Regions from separate parts of the Homo sapiens genome. Here region 1 is linked to region 2. Evidence: chromatin contacts called from ENCODE Hi-C or POLR2A ChIA-PET data. All regions are on one chromosome and are shown on one strand. The core of a region is the stretch at or near the end of the contact, and the rest is flanking DNA. Distances in the headings are between cores, read along the strand shown.

The links. Hi-C counts contacts between places; a loop is a spot of excess contacts on that map. ChIA-PET counts read pairs that join two places held with the same protein, here RNA polymerase II (POLR2A). Pooled maps may share reads with other maps.
Region 1: a map of PC-9 shows a loop between it and region 2 (15-fold over the local background). The contact joins two enhancer-like sites. A Hi-C loop is called at or near these places in 4 of 168 maps with a recorded cell type or tissue (B cell, OCI-LY7, PC-9 and 1 more), 12 of 37 single-sample maps with no recorded cell type and 9 of 50 pooled maps. POLR2A ChIA-PET finds 5 or more read pairs at or near these places in 1 of 52 experiments (HEK293T).

What each region holds. Positions count from the first base shown.
Region 1 is chr5:59,784,282-59,790,372 of GRCh38, forward strand. The region is part of intron 1 of PDE4D (phosphodiesterase 4D); the gene reads right to left. LOC105378988 (a long non-coding RNA gene) reads left to right here. Exons shown (of 2, transcript XR_001742413.2): 1 at 1-3,608. Among named protein-coding and RNA genes, the nearest start is that of MIR582, 84 kb to the left of the region's middle. Within about 2 kb of position 2,355, at least 5 of the 41 ENCODE cell types and tissues checked have a DNase peak (open chromatin) inside an H3K27ac peak, as active enhancers do; they include PC-9 and endothelial cell of umbilical vein, where a contact is called at or near this core.
Region 2 is chr5:59,561,059-59,567,498 of GRCh38, forward strand. The region is part of intron 1 of PDE4D (phosphodiesterase 4D); the gene reads right to left. LOC107986347 (a long non-coding RNA gene) reads right to left here. Exons shown (of 2, transcript XR_001742409.2): 1 at 1-6,440. Among named protein-coding and RNA genes, the nearest start is that of MIR582, 140 kb to the right of the region's middle. RefSeq lists an enhancer at 1,840-2,490. Within about 2 kb of position 2,058, at least 11 of the 41 ENCODE cell types and tissues checked have a DNase peak (open chromatin) inside an H3K27ac peak, as active enhancers do; they include PC-9 and endothelial cell of umbilical vein, where a contact is called at or near this core.

The DNA.
Region 1 (6,091 bases), core at 1,105-3,604, 220 kb after region 2:
ATTTATGGATGTAAATAAAAGACCTCAGGAATTCATGGATTAGGAGCAAAAGATTAAAGTCAGTACAAATGATATTCTAAATAGGCAGAATGGGTTCAAATTCCTCTCAATTCTTTCTGATTGAATGAAAAGTAAAGAATAAAATCTCTGGCAGAAGAATATAATGAAGGGCATGGTGTGGAACAGGTTGAAACCTGCATTTCTCAAATCCGTATTGTATAAACCAGGCATTACCTTTTGTATTTGTTAAGCTAATTTGTTTTAATATTAGTATTGAAAACATGTTTGGGTTGCTATTAACATAGGAATTAGGCAGTATTTTGGAGAGCCTCTTTTGAGGGAACAAATGTACAATCAGTCATTAAAAATGTAAAAGAAAATACAAATTATAGTTTTCTAGCAATAAATTGATATCAAGCCTGTTTTAAAATGGGTGATGTGGTTTGGCTGTGTCCCCACCCAAATCTCATCTTGAACTGTAGCTCTCATGATTCCCATGTGTTGTGGGAGGGACCTGGTGGGAGATAATTGAATCATGGGGGCAATTTTCCCCATACTGTTCTCATGGTAGTGAATAAGTCTCACAAGATCTGATGGCTTTATAAGGGGAAACCCCTTTTTCATGGTTTTTCTCTCATTTTCTCTCATGTCTGCCACCATGTAAGACATGCCTTTTGCCTTCCACCATGATTGTGAGGCCTCCCCAGTCACGTGGAACTGTAAGTCCCTTAAACCTGTTTTTCTTTATAAATTACCCAGTCTTGAGTATGTCTTTATCAGCAATGTGAGAATGAACTAATACAATGGGCAAATATTTAGGAAAATTTTACTCAATACAAAGAAATCCTGGCCTCAAAACTGACATGATTTTTACATATACAATATCATGTACAAATAGTTTATAACTTAATCCACATTCTCTTCTTTCATAAGCATATAAGAAGAATACAAGCATACCTGTGGTATGGGAAATGGAAAGACTACTTACTATTCCCAATTTTGAGTAAACCTAGCTTTCATTTGTGATTATAAGAAATGTTTTTCCTAGTAAAATTCTGACCATAATATTTCTAAAAATTAACACTTCATTCATTGATTCACTAACTCATTCATACAGCTAACGTTTATTGAGCACCTACTAGGTTCTAAGAATGTATTAGTGGAAAAAGCACAAAGATATATAGATCTGGATCACTGACCTCTCCTACTACTCAGAAAGGAATCTGACCCATTATGTAACAGCCAAGAATGGTGAGCTACTGAAACACTCTTTCACCTCTTGGTATTTCAGAGGATGAATATGAGGAAGAGGATGCTATGTACATGATTAGTGGACAGACAGGTGGCTGTTTTAAGAACCACCTCTAGACAAAATAATTTGCAATAGCTCTGATAAGAAAGATGTCAACACAATTAGCTTTTGCATGCATTTTAAAAATTTTGGTATGGACTTTCCAGTGAAGGTTTTGTAAACTGATATCTCATCCATACCGAAGGATGGTACCATGTTTTTGCCGGTGGTACTCTAATGTTCAAATTTGTGAAGTAAAGTATGTGGTTTACTTGTGATGCAACTCCTGCATTTGTTGCCAATGGCAATGGTTGTTTTCTTCATTAGGTTTCATATGGTTGGTCAGGTTATGTCATGAGAATTGTATTGAGAAAAATTATGAGTTTGTTGAGTGCCAGCTCTCTGCAGTGAGAATGGTTGGGGGGTGAGGGTGGGGGGAACTGGCAGTGTTTCTTCTGGTAGGTGAACAGAAATGCAGACTCGTGGGCACTCTACACAAGCCTTTCCACATCAACTGGCCTCCCCTCTCCCCATCCCCGGCATCTATTTTCTAGCCTTTAGAAAATTGCATACATGTGTCTGGAAAGTTCCATCGATCAGCTCTTTCTGCAGCACTCCACATTTCTGTGGCTTCAGAAAACCTTGAATTGTAATCTCCCTCTTCTCTCAGGATGCATCACTGAGAAAAACTTAAATCAACTATAATTTTCAACAGATTCTAAACAGGGATTTAGAAAGATAAGGTGGTTACTGAATTGAATTAAAATAAATTCAGGCTGTAGTCCAATTGCTTCCAGCTCTTCCCCTCCCTCTGTGGGCTAACAAGTGTTTCCAAAGCCATAGGGCATTAAGAATCCTGAAACAGCTAATTAACAGGGCTGCTCTACATCACATGAAGCATGTGGGTTCCAGGCAGCTGTAAAACCTCAGCTTCCTGAGGCTATCCGAGTGATGATGAAGCACTTGGAATTGGATCTTGACATTCTGCTACCTGCCTGTGGCAGAAAATAACCTTTTTAACAGGGACTTTAGGCGAGGATAGTACTTTGGGCACAAAAAAGTCTCATTGCCATGACTATGAAAAAGTACATGAACATTTCCTCATGTTCAGACTGTGACTCATGACTGGCCTGTTAACGGACAGAGGAAGCCTCAGGCGTTCTCTTGACACATCGTCCAACCAAGTGAAATACGGGATTGGTGAGATGCTTTTTCATAGCTTTGAATCAAGTATCTTCCAAAAGGCAGATAAAACCAAGATAAAAGAGGTCATTGATGCCCTTTTTCAACATTTTTTTTTCCACCTATCTAAAGATTTCGCCAGGAGAAATAGAGGGCTAGCCTACTATATTTCACAGGGAAATAAACAAAAGCGATAATAAAAACTTAGCATTTTTTCAAAAACATTGGACATGTTGACATGAATTGGTCTCATCTCACATAGATCTGAGTATAAATTATGTGCTTTATTAATAAAATATTCTGTCACACTGACAATGTCTTATCTCTTGCCTCCAGCCTATAATCCATTTCCCATAACGTTATAACAAAAGTCTTTCTAAAACGTGTCATTCCTCTACTTGAATAACCTTGATTTCTTCCTCTATTTCATGGTAGATAATCTGCACATTTCTTATGCGCCTTATACCAAGGCTTTCACTACCGGATTCACAGCTCTGTAACTTCGTCTCAGGGGACTGGGGAGAATATTCTGGAGCTACAGAAATTTAGTTGCCGACATGCCATGTCCATTTAAACCTATTACCACATCTTCCCATTCACTTTCTTTCTGCTGAGTTCTTCGTTTTATCTTAAGGTGCTGATTCAATGTCACTTGCTTTGGGAATACTTTCTTCACCTCTCAAACAGAAGGAATCACACCCTTTGTCACTTGTATTCACTACTCTATCACCCATACACATGGGTAGGTCTGTGACTTACCTTTTTGTCCCAGATGTCTTTATTATCATCTGTAATATACAGAAGGAAGGTGATAAATGACTTGCTGAAGGATAGATGGACAGATAAATGGATGGAATTAGATCATTGAACTATACCTAAAAGCTCTTATAATTCTATATTTTTATGATTTATTTTTAATGAGGAGCTTTTGAAGTGATTACTAGAAAATATACCAATTAGCGACCACAATTAATATTCAGTGACATTTAAAATTTCAAGTGAGATTTTAATTCACTCCTTGAATTTGTATGTCTTTTATATAGGCATCTCACTACAACGACCTTAGAGGTGGCATAAACTGAAATATAAAAGCTGGGTCTATCAAGCAACTAAAATCTGATTTGATGGTTAAAAGGTAAGAGACACATCTTAAAAATGCATATGTAAAGCCAAAAGCTGGGAATGATGCTAATATATTGAGTGACATATAAGCATAGAAAATCATCCACAGATGCTAACAGTAGGCTGAATTAAAAGTATAATAGGAACAAGGTAAAGCACAACATTTACTTAAAATAACAAGCTATGTATAAAACCCAACATTCTCAGCAATAGAAAAATGAAAAAAATGCATTCTAGTATGGTGTATCTCTATAAGATAGACATCATGGAAGACTTTAAAATGATGGCTTTGATGAAGTTTAACATGTTTAATGATTTCATAAAAATGTTCATGGTACAGTGTCATTTCAAAGAAAAAAAAGAGACAAGGTTTGAAAAGGTCTAGTTAAAGACTATTTGCAGGGGATTTAGTGACCTCTTTGGAGAGAGCTCCTTGTACTGAAGAAGGAGCTGGGCACATAGAGCTGAGCCCAATAACAAAACCTTGGCTGTCTGAAGGAAGGAGGCATTCTAAATGGAATATGGCAGCTGCACTTGAATGCTTTTCCAGGGATGAATCTCTGGATCCTGGGAGAAGCAGAGAGCTTTTAAGTAAAGAGATGTTGCATATAATTCCGTACAGTATCAGGAACAAAGTGAGAAATTTTAACATCCATTGGAGCAGCTACAAAGCCAAAGCATGGCCTTGTGATAGCTGCTTGACTCCCTGGGTAACAATGAGACCTAATAAGCCTTGGGGAGTCCAGAGAGCTGCTGGTTCTGGTGGAAGAGCAGTGGTTCCAAGAAGGGGGATGTGTTCCTGTGGGACACATTTAGAACTCCCAGAAATAATGAAATAGATTGTGTAGAAGAATTGCTTCAGCAAATGTGGGAAAAAACTAATGAAATTTAAATTATTATAGTTAATGTAACCTCCCTTGTTGCATTAGGCTAGAAAGTCCTGGCAAAATTTAAAGATTCCCTTACATAGCTATAGAATAGGAAAAATTAGAAAGTTCACTTATCAAAAGCTTGTTATAGGTAGTGATATGGGCTTTACAAAAAGAAAATAAAGTAAAAAATACTCAATAATGCAAAATCCAAAATAAACACAATGTAATCATAGACCTCTTTAACTTCAACAGTACAATACTGTTTCACAGCAAACAATCACTTCACTGTTACCTGAGCTTGGTTAGGATTTGCCTGAAGTAGACAGCCACGCGTTTTATAGGAACAGAGATACTGATGAATTCAGAAATATTTTATGAGAGAAGCGTCTCCCAAACTGGGAAGCCTCACCTAAGAAATATGCTCAGATGGGCATGACAGTTGTTTCAAGTGGTGAAGACCATTTCCAGGAAGAAAATTCACAAAAACTTTTTGTTCAGAATTAAGAACAAAAAATGTGCAATACAGAGAAGCAGGCTCACAGCTCAGTATAAAGGCTGGTTTCTAAAAGGCCAGAGCTGTCTCATGACAGATCAAGCTGCCTGGAAAGGCAATATGCGTTATGTCATCTATGTTCCCAGGAAGAAGCTACCAGACATGTGCTCAAGGCAAGTCAAGTTCTGTGCCAGAGAAGTGATGAGCCTGCGTGATGTCTACATTCCTTCCAGTGCTAAGATTCAAGATCCTCAGATTTGTGTCTGGGGAAAAACAGTATTACTTGGAATGATTGTAATTTTCTTGGCTATATTGAAGTCATACAGTATATTTAATTAGTCATTATATTCCCAGCTTTATACAGGTATGAATCTATTCCTCATGGGAGTGAAAACTATGCCCTGAATGCATATAAATGGCATTTTAATCTAAGATAAAATAGAAATCCTTGATTTAGTTCCATTAGTTCTAGGTCTCTGAAGGTCTTCATATTTAATGGCTGGCATCTTTACTTGCTCCTTCAGGGTTCTGCAAAACAGGAGTTTGGGGTCAGCGTTCTTCTAGGAGTAGAGTCAGGTCCTGATTCGATTTCATCCAGAACCAAAGTTATGTTGCTCTGATTTTAGAGTACACAGAGCTATAGCACTGAAGATAATTTTGAGCCTTATAAGCTAATGTGATATTTCTTTCAGTGTGATCAATGGAAGTTGAAAAGCAGGAAGAGTTCTTTCTGTACGTTTCTGCACTTGGTGGGAGTGTCATTGGAGAGAGTTTGGGGAGGGAGGAACTGACACCATTCCTGTCTACTTTATGCCAAACCTGTGACAGAGACACACAGAGCCTGGAGAGCTACTGGAGTACCTCTATCTGTAGACGAGGAAACAGGAGCTTACAGGGGACAGTAGTTTAGTGACATGTAGAGCCCAGGTTAAAACACAGCTCTGTCAAATCAAACCTTGTCTACTTTCAAACAACTGAACACAGCAAAATAATTACATGAGTGTTTTTAAATGTTGTATTTCAGTTATTGAAAAAAGAAGCCACTCACTCTTATTTTGGAATTATTAAAGTAGCCCAGAATCAAGATTTAAGTGGAAATATTTAAGACCAAAGGCACATTTTTTTCTTACC
Region 2 (6,440 bases), core at 808-3,307:
CTTCCCTGCCTCTTTGAGGTTAACAAAGTTGCATTGCTTTGGAAAATGAAATATGATCCACTTTTCGGGGTGGAAGCATTTAATTGTGACTTCTGGAATCTCTAACCCTTTCTTCTGTCATGGTGAAGGTAGACACCTGTGGTTTATATGGCGGCATTGCTTTTGGCAATCACATGGAGACTGCTGGCCTGCGGGGTTCTCAGATCCACAGTGGGGTCGTCCGTTATTGGAGTATTATTTTGCCTACCATGACTAGTACACGTATTCAAGTAATGGAGATATTCTTATAATTAACAAGCTACTAGCTCTGATTTGTAATTTGCTCAATTAGACAAAGTTAAGTGTGTTCCTTGTTAAAAGTATTCACCTGTCTAAAGTTTCTTGTCTTAGTAAAGCAAGTCACCGCTTCCAGATTTTGGAAGTGGTAATTAACAGCGTTTTGCTTATGGATTTACTTATAATTAGTTTTTGTTTTTGGAAATTTGAAAAATGCAAAGTTTAAAGAAGAGGGTGTACATTTATTCTAATTACTTTTAGAAAGAAGTAGTACATCAGTAATATGGTCTCAGTGTTAAAATATTTTAAAAGGGACCAGGCATGGTGGCTCACGCCTGTAATTCCAGCACTTTGGGCAGCCGAGGCAGGCAGATCACCTGTGGTCAGGAGTTTGAGACCAGCCTGACCAACATGGCAAAAACCCGTCTCTACTAAAAATTCAAAAAAATTAGCCAGGCATGGTGGCATATGCCTGTAATCCCAGCTATTTGGGAGGCTGAGGCCGGAGAATTGCTTGAACCCGGGAGGCAGATGTTGCAGTGAGCTGAGATCGCACCACTGCACTCCAGCCTGGGCAACAAGAGTGAAACGCTGTCAAAAAAAAAAAAAAAAATTAAATAAAATGTAGATTAACTCCTGAAAGTGAATACTGTACATGTTTGCATGCATTTTATTCTTTGTACCTTGTGACTGCTGGCTACTTACTGCCTTCCTCCTGATACCAGTTTTTCTCTACTGCATATGTCAATAAATGTTTAGAAATGCTTGAAGAATACAGAGAAAGCCCAAAGTGTTTTTTGTTTTGTTTTGTTTTGTTTTGTTTTTTTCAGAAATGCATCTAAGTGTCTCCTTACAAAATGAGAGAATTCATTGATTAGCCATTCTTTGGACATGCTCTTAAACGTCCTCTACCAGAAGGAATTTCATATTCCTATCACAAAAGGGAAATTGCTTATTCTTATGTTTATAACACCAGATCTTTTATTTGATATATACTATGTGTATATATTATACAAATAAGCTCTTTATAAAAGATAACCATGAAGGAATTATTTCCTGAAACGGCAAAATATAAATTTGCCTGTAAAATCAGAATGCCCTAGCCAATCTTTTGAGATTTGACCAGGATGATCCTGTGGGTAAGGAAACTAACCCTTTCAAATTGCATGAAAATTAGAAGACAAATGAAGATGTTGTGAATGGAAATTCATTTCCAAATAAACCACTGGGATAAAAATCATTAGAATAATGCTAGTTTCAAAATCTATGTTTTTCCGTCTCTTTGTCACTCACAATTATTTCAAATATGTTCACTTTAAAGTACAGTATATATACCTAGTTAGGTTGAGTCATGTTTTAGAAAAATTCCTTAGAGTTTGTTTTTAAGCAAAACAGGACTGTTTTAAACAAAGCAGAACCTTAACAGGAAACTGATAACAGTGGCCAAGAAAAGCATCTTATTTTCTATTTTCTGTGTATTAGAAAGAAACCCTATTTCTCACTTCCTCATATGGTAATTATATCTCGGTGGAATTGAATCCTCAGGACAACAGGGCATGTTATTGTGAGATATTTTACACCTGGCTTAACCATTCTGTAAAATCAGAGATAGTGACTAGCCCAGAGGCTCTGTCTCACTTCCTTCCGGTGTTGCTTAGCTATTGATAAATATTAAGGTGCATGTGATTTGGCTGCTAAAATGAAGAAAGGATGTCAGAAGGCTATCAGTTTGCTGAATCAAACAGCATTGCCACAGGGCTCCAAGCTGGCAGGGCCCCTCTGGGCATTGCCAGGTCACCAAGGAAGTGGCTGGGTGAGGTGGCAACAGGTGTCAGACATGCTGCTGAGCAGATGATCTCAGCAGGCCTGAGGACAGAAGAGAAGGTTACCACACAAAGTGCTTAGCTGTGACCGCAGAGGAATTTCAGCATCAAAGGAATTTGAGTAGAAAAAGGTTTCAAATTTCAGTTAACCCAGGGTTGAAGCAGCAGGACTCATTGATAGAAAGAGAGAAGCAAATAAAAGCCCACACTAGTTAACATAACTCTCAAATAAGAATGCAATTATCTGCAGCCACAGTAGCCCATGGAAAGATATCCCTAACCAGTCATTCAGTTGAGACATAGGGACATCACCTGGGTGGAAAGGACCCTTACAGGTTGTGAAGGAATTATAAGTGACCATTAGTGAGTGGTCACTATGTACCAGACACAGCTGTAAGTGCTTTATGGCCATTAATTCATTCCATCTTCACAACAACACTCTGAGGTAAGTATTCATATTTGCCTTATTGTACAGAGGTAGAAATGGAATCATAAAAAAGTGAAGACATCAGCCCTAGCTGATACAGCAAGTACAGAGGAGAGCCAGAATATAAACCTAAGAAGTCTGTCTGTATAAACCATGCTCTTAGCCACCAAGTTTCACCATCCCTCACAGGGAGAAAACTGCAGAGCAGAAAAGTTCTGGTCTTACTCCTAAGAAGAGATGCACATTACATACATGAAAAGATACCAAACATGACAACATAGAAAATGATGGATGCCAAGTGAGTGCCAGGAACTATAGAGCTGTTGAAAGAGATTCATTGCAAAACAGGTTGGAATAAGCAAGACAAACTTGAGAAGTGGATTCTCACATTGAGTGTGAACAAGCAGGGGCAGTGTGATGTGGAGGAAGGGAGCATGTACTCTACAGGCTTTAGCTTCAGAGGGGCTTGGGTTCAAATCCCAGCTCTGCCACTTACAAGTCATGTGAGCTTGGGGAAGTTACTTATTCTTTGTTTTCTAGTTTTCCTATCTGCAGGGATAGAAAAATGCTATTTCAAAACACTATTCATGAAGATCAAGCAAAATTAGTTATAAGCAGGTCTCAGCATACTTGGTACAAGGTACACATTTAATATGTGTACTATTATCCAACTAGGGAGAGATAGAAAGGGAGCTTCAGGTGAGAGGAACAGCATAAAAAATGATCCGCAAAAGCCAGAAATAAAACTTCTATGAGCTCAGTTCAAGCTGACTGGGTAGGTAAATGTCTGCCATGAACTTGGAAGTGAGAGAGAATCTCCCTTGGACACTCATTAAGGGGCCTCAAAGCCATGAAGAGTTGCCATGTGGTCCTTCCAGTCAATAAATAATTTTGTCCAAACACGAGTGGAAGAAAAAATTAAGAGACACCCGGATGGGGAAAACCCATTCTCTTTTTGGTGAGACAATCTAGCCAGAAGGACACTCTCGCCAGCTAGAGCTCTGCATATCCAAACAAGCACAGGTAAAGTGGAAGAACTGACCAGAAGAGGAGAAAACATGAATTAATTAATTAATCAAAGAAACACCTGTAAGGTTCCAAGTAGGTGGCAGGTAGGCTGAGTGTTAGTGTATCCAGTCAGGCAGGTGGTGATGACAAAGGGCCCCCAGGAAACTCCCATTTGTGTGAGTGAGAAAGGCAAGAAAACAGCATGCACAATGCTACTTGAGGAGCGATGTTTGAAAAAGTGATGCACAGGTTGCAGGGGATGCACAGAAACTAGGGATGCAGCACTGGAGTGGGGTGAGAAGCTTCCAAGAAGAGACAAGCCTTCTGATGGGTCTCAAAGGAAGAGGAGGGTCTCACCAGGCAAAGGGGTTGGGGGACACATTCTAGTCAGAAGGAACACCATGGACAAAGGTTGATGAATGAAGCAGAATGATATCTTTAAGAAGCTGCAAAACACTTTCCACCAGGAGGGTGCAGCTGGGGTGTGGCACATGAGGTTGTGAAATCAGGTCCTAAAGAGGCTGGAAGAATGTGTAGGAAGGAGATGGGCTCCGCTTGGCTCTTAGGTCTCTGCAGAAGGAAAGAGAAGGAGAATGGGACAGGTGGTGAGACTGGAGGCCTGTACACTATTTAGAAAGTTACTGGGCCAGGCACAGTGGATAATGCCTATAATCCCAACATTTTGGGAGGCTGAACCAGGAGGATCGCTTGAGCCCGGGAGATCAAAACCAACTTGGGCAACATGGAAAAACCCTATATTTACAAAAAAATAAAAAATGAGCCAGGCATGTTGGTTTGCACCTGTAGTCCCACCTACTTGAGAGGCTGAAGTGGGAGGATGCCTTGAGCTCAGGAGGTTAAGGCTACAGTGAGCCATAACTGCACCACTGTACTCCAGTCTGGATGACTGAGTAAAACCCTGTCTACAAAAATGCTCTAAAACAACAACCAAAAAAACCCAGAAAGTTACTGCATGGAGCCCAGAGGAGAAATAGTTGCAGCATCACTGGGAGGTGTGGGTAGTGGGGTGAAAAGGCTATGGCGTAAGCCTGGTGAGGAAAGGCAAAGCACCTGATGCTCCTTGGCTTCAAGTACAGATGGCAAAGCAACTGGGCAAGGAAGTCCCTGGACAGATGCTCAGGATGATTACAGCTTCAGAATGCTGAAGTGCAGCTGTGCCTATGTTTTCTTCCTCCTGTCCTCTGCCACACTGTCCTTCGTCACCCTCTGGGGCACCTCCCCTCATATGAGAATTGAGAAATGGAGGGAGAGTACATGAGTAGTGGGGAGACACCAAGACAGCAGAGCATAGTGAAGAGAGGAGGAGAGGGGAAGCAAAACTTAAAAGAGACTCAATGAAACTGGGAGTGCTTTTGCTAATGCCACTAGGAAAAAGAAATGTGAAAATAAAATTTTATATATAAATACAAACACATGCATATGAGTGGGTGGGTTAAACTACTATACCACCTCTTAGCCAGAATGATCTTTTCTAATTAGATTAGGAAATGAAAGTGTTAGAAGACTGAATGGGTAACATTTGAATTTTCCTTTTGAAAGATGGGCCATATTTTGACTTTAGAGGAAACACAGATGGGAAGTGCATTCTTGATCTTGGAAATGTTGTGATGATCCATCACTGTCAGGGTGAAGTAAGGATCTTTAGCATGGCCACCAGAGCCTTATCTCCCACCTCTGTGCCTGCCTCCACCCTGGCTCTTCTGCTGCCTTTATATTAAACATTTGTTCATTCACCACATAAGGTTCTCTCTCTTGCCTTCTTTTCCTGGTTAATTCTTACTGATCCTGCAAATCACAGCCTGAACTACTCATCCTCAGAGAAGACATTCCTGATTTTCCCTGAACAGATAAAAAAACCCTTCACAGATTTTTGAACCCTGTGTGTCTTTCTCCCGTAGCATCTGATCCAGTCACAGTTTCATGTGTGTGTGTGTGTGTGTGTGTGTGTGTGTGTGTGTGTGTGTGTGTGTGAGAGAATGAGAGAGAGAGAGAAAGAGAATTTGATTAATGCATGTCTTCCCCAGTTAATCATAAACTCCATAGGGGCAAGAACCATGTCTGATTTGGCATCTACGAATGAGTGATGAATGCAAATAATGTTTGGCTATGGGGGGATGAGGTGTGGCCATGTAGGAAGATGATGTCAGGGTGTGGTACAAGGTTAAGGAAGCTGCAGCTAAAAAGGATGCCAACTTAATCTATTTTGGCCATTTTGTCTACCCTAAGTATTATGTTCACACTGTATTTCTTCTTTCTGGACTAAGAAAAAAAAAACATGTTTGCTTGTGGGGTCTTTTTTTCCTTCTAAAATATTAGACTGCAAACAAAGGCACTGTTGGGTAGTATATTTTTGTTAGCACCCAAGGGGAAATGACTGTGTTCTTGGGCTCTCCAATTTTTACATTACATGTTTTCTACATGAGCTTTCAACCTAATGTAAGAATTAAATGCAAATTTGAGGCATATGAACTATTTTATGCAAGATCTTAAAATTGTTTTCCTTGGGACGTTCATTGAAAGTATGGCTCATTACTGAAAATCTATTCTTCAGTGTGTTCCTAACCATCTAGCCACGTCAAAAAAAGTTGCTTTAATATCTGAAGCCAAATCGCTGCTTTCCTTTGTGATTACAAGGACTCTCTTGGTAAATCAGAGTATGGCCAATGTCCAGTTGCTAAAGGTGGAAACTACAAGTTACTATTCTCCTTAAGTTACCAGCAAGATACAGTCAACATGTAGTTCTTTGGTGTCTGTCAAGAAAGTACAGAGATTTATAGGTAAAGAAGTCAATTTTCTTATCATAGATATAGTTGTCATATGGAGAGTATGCTGATTAGAAATAATGAAAGCAAGAGATAAACTTAAATTGTGGAATTATCTGAGAA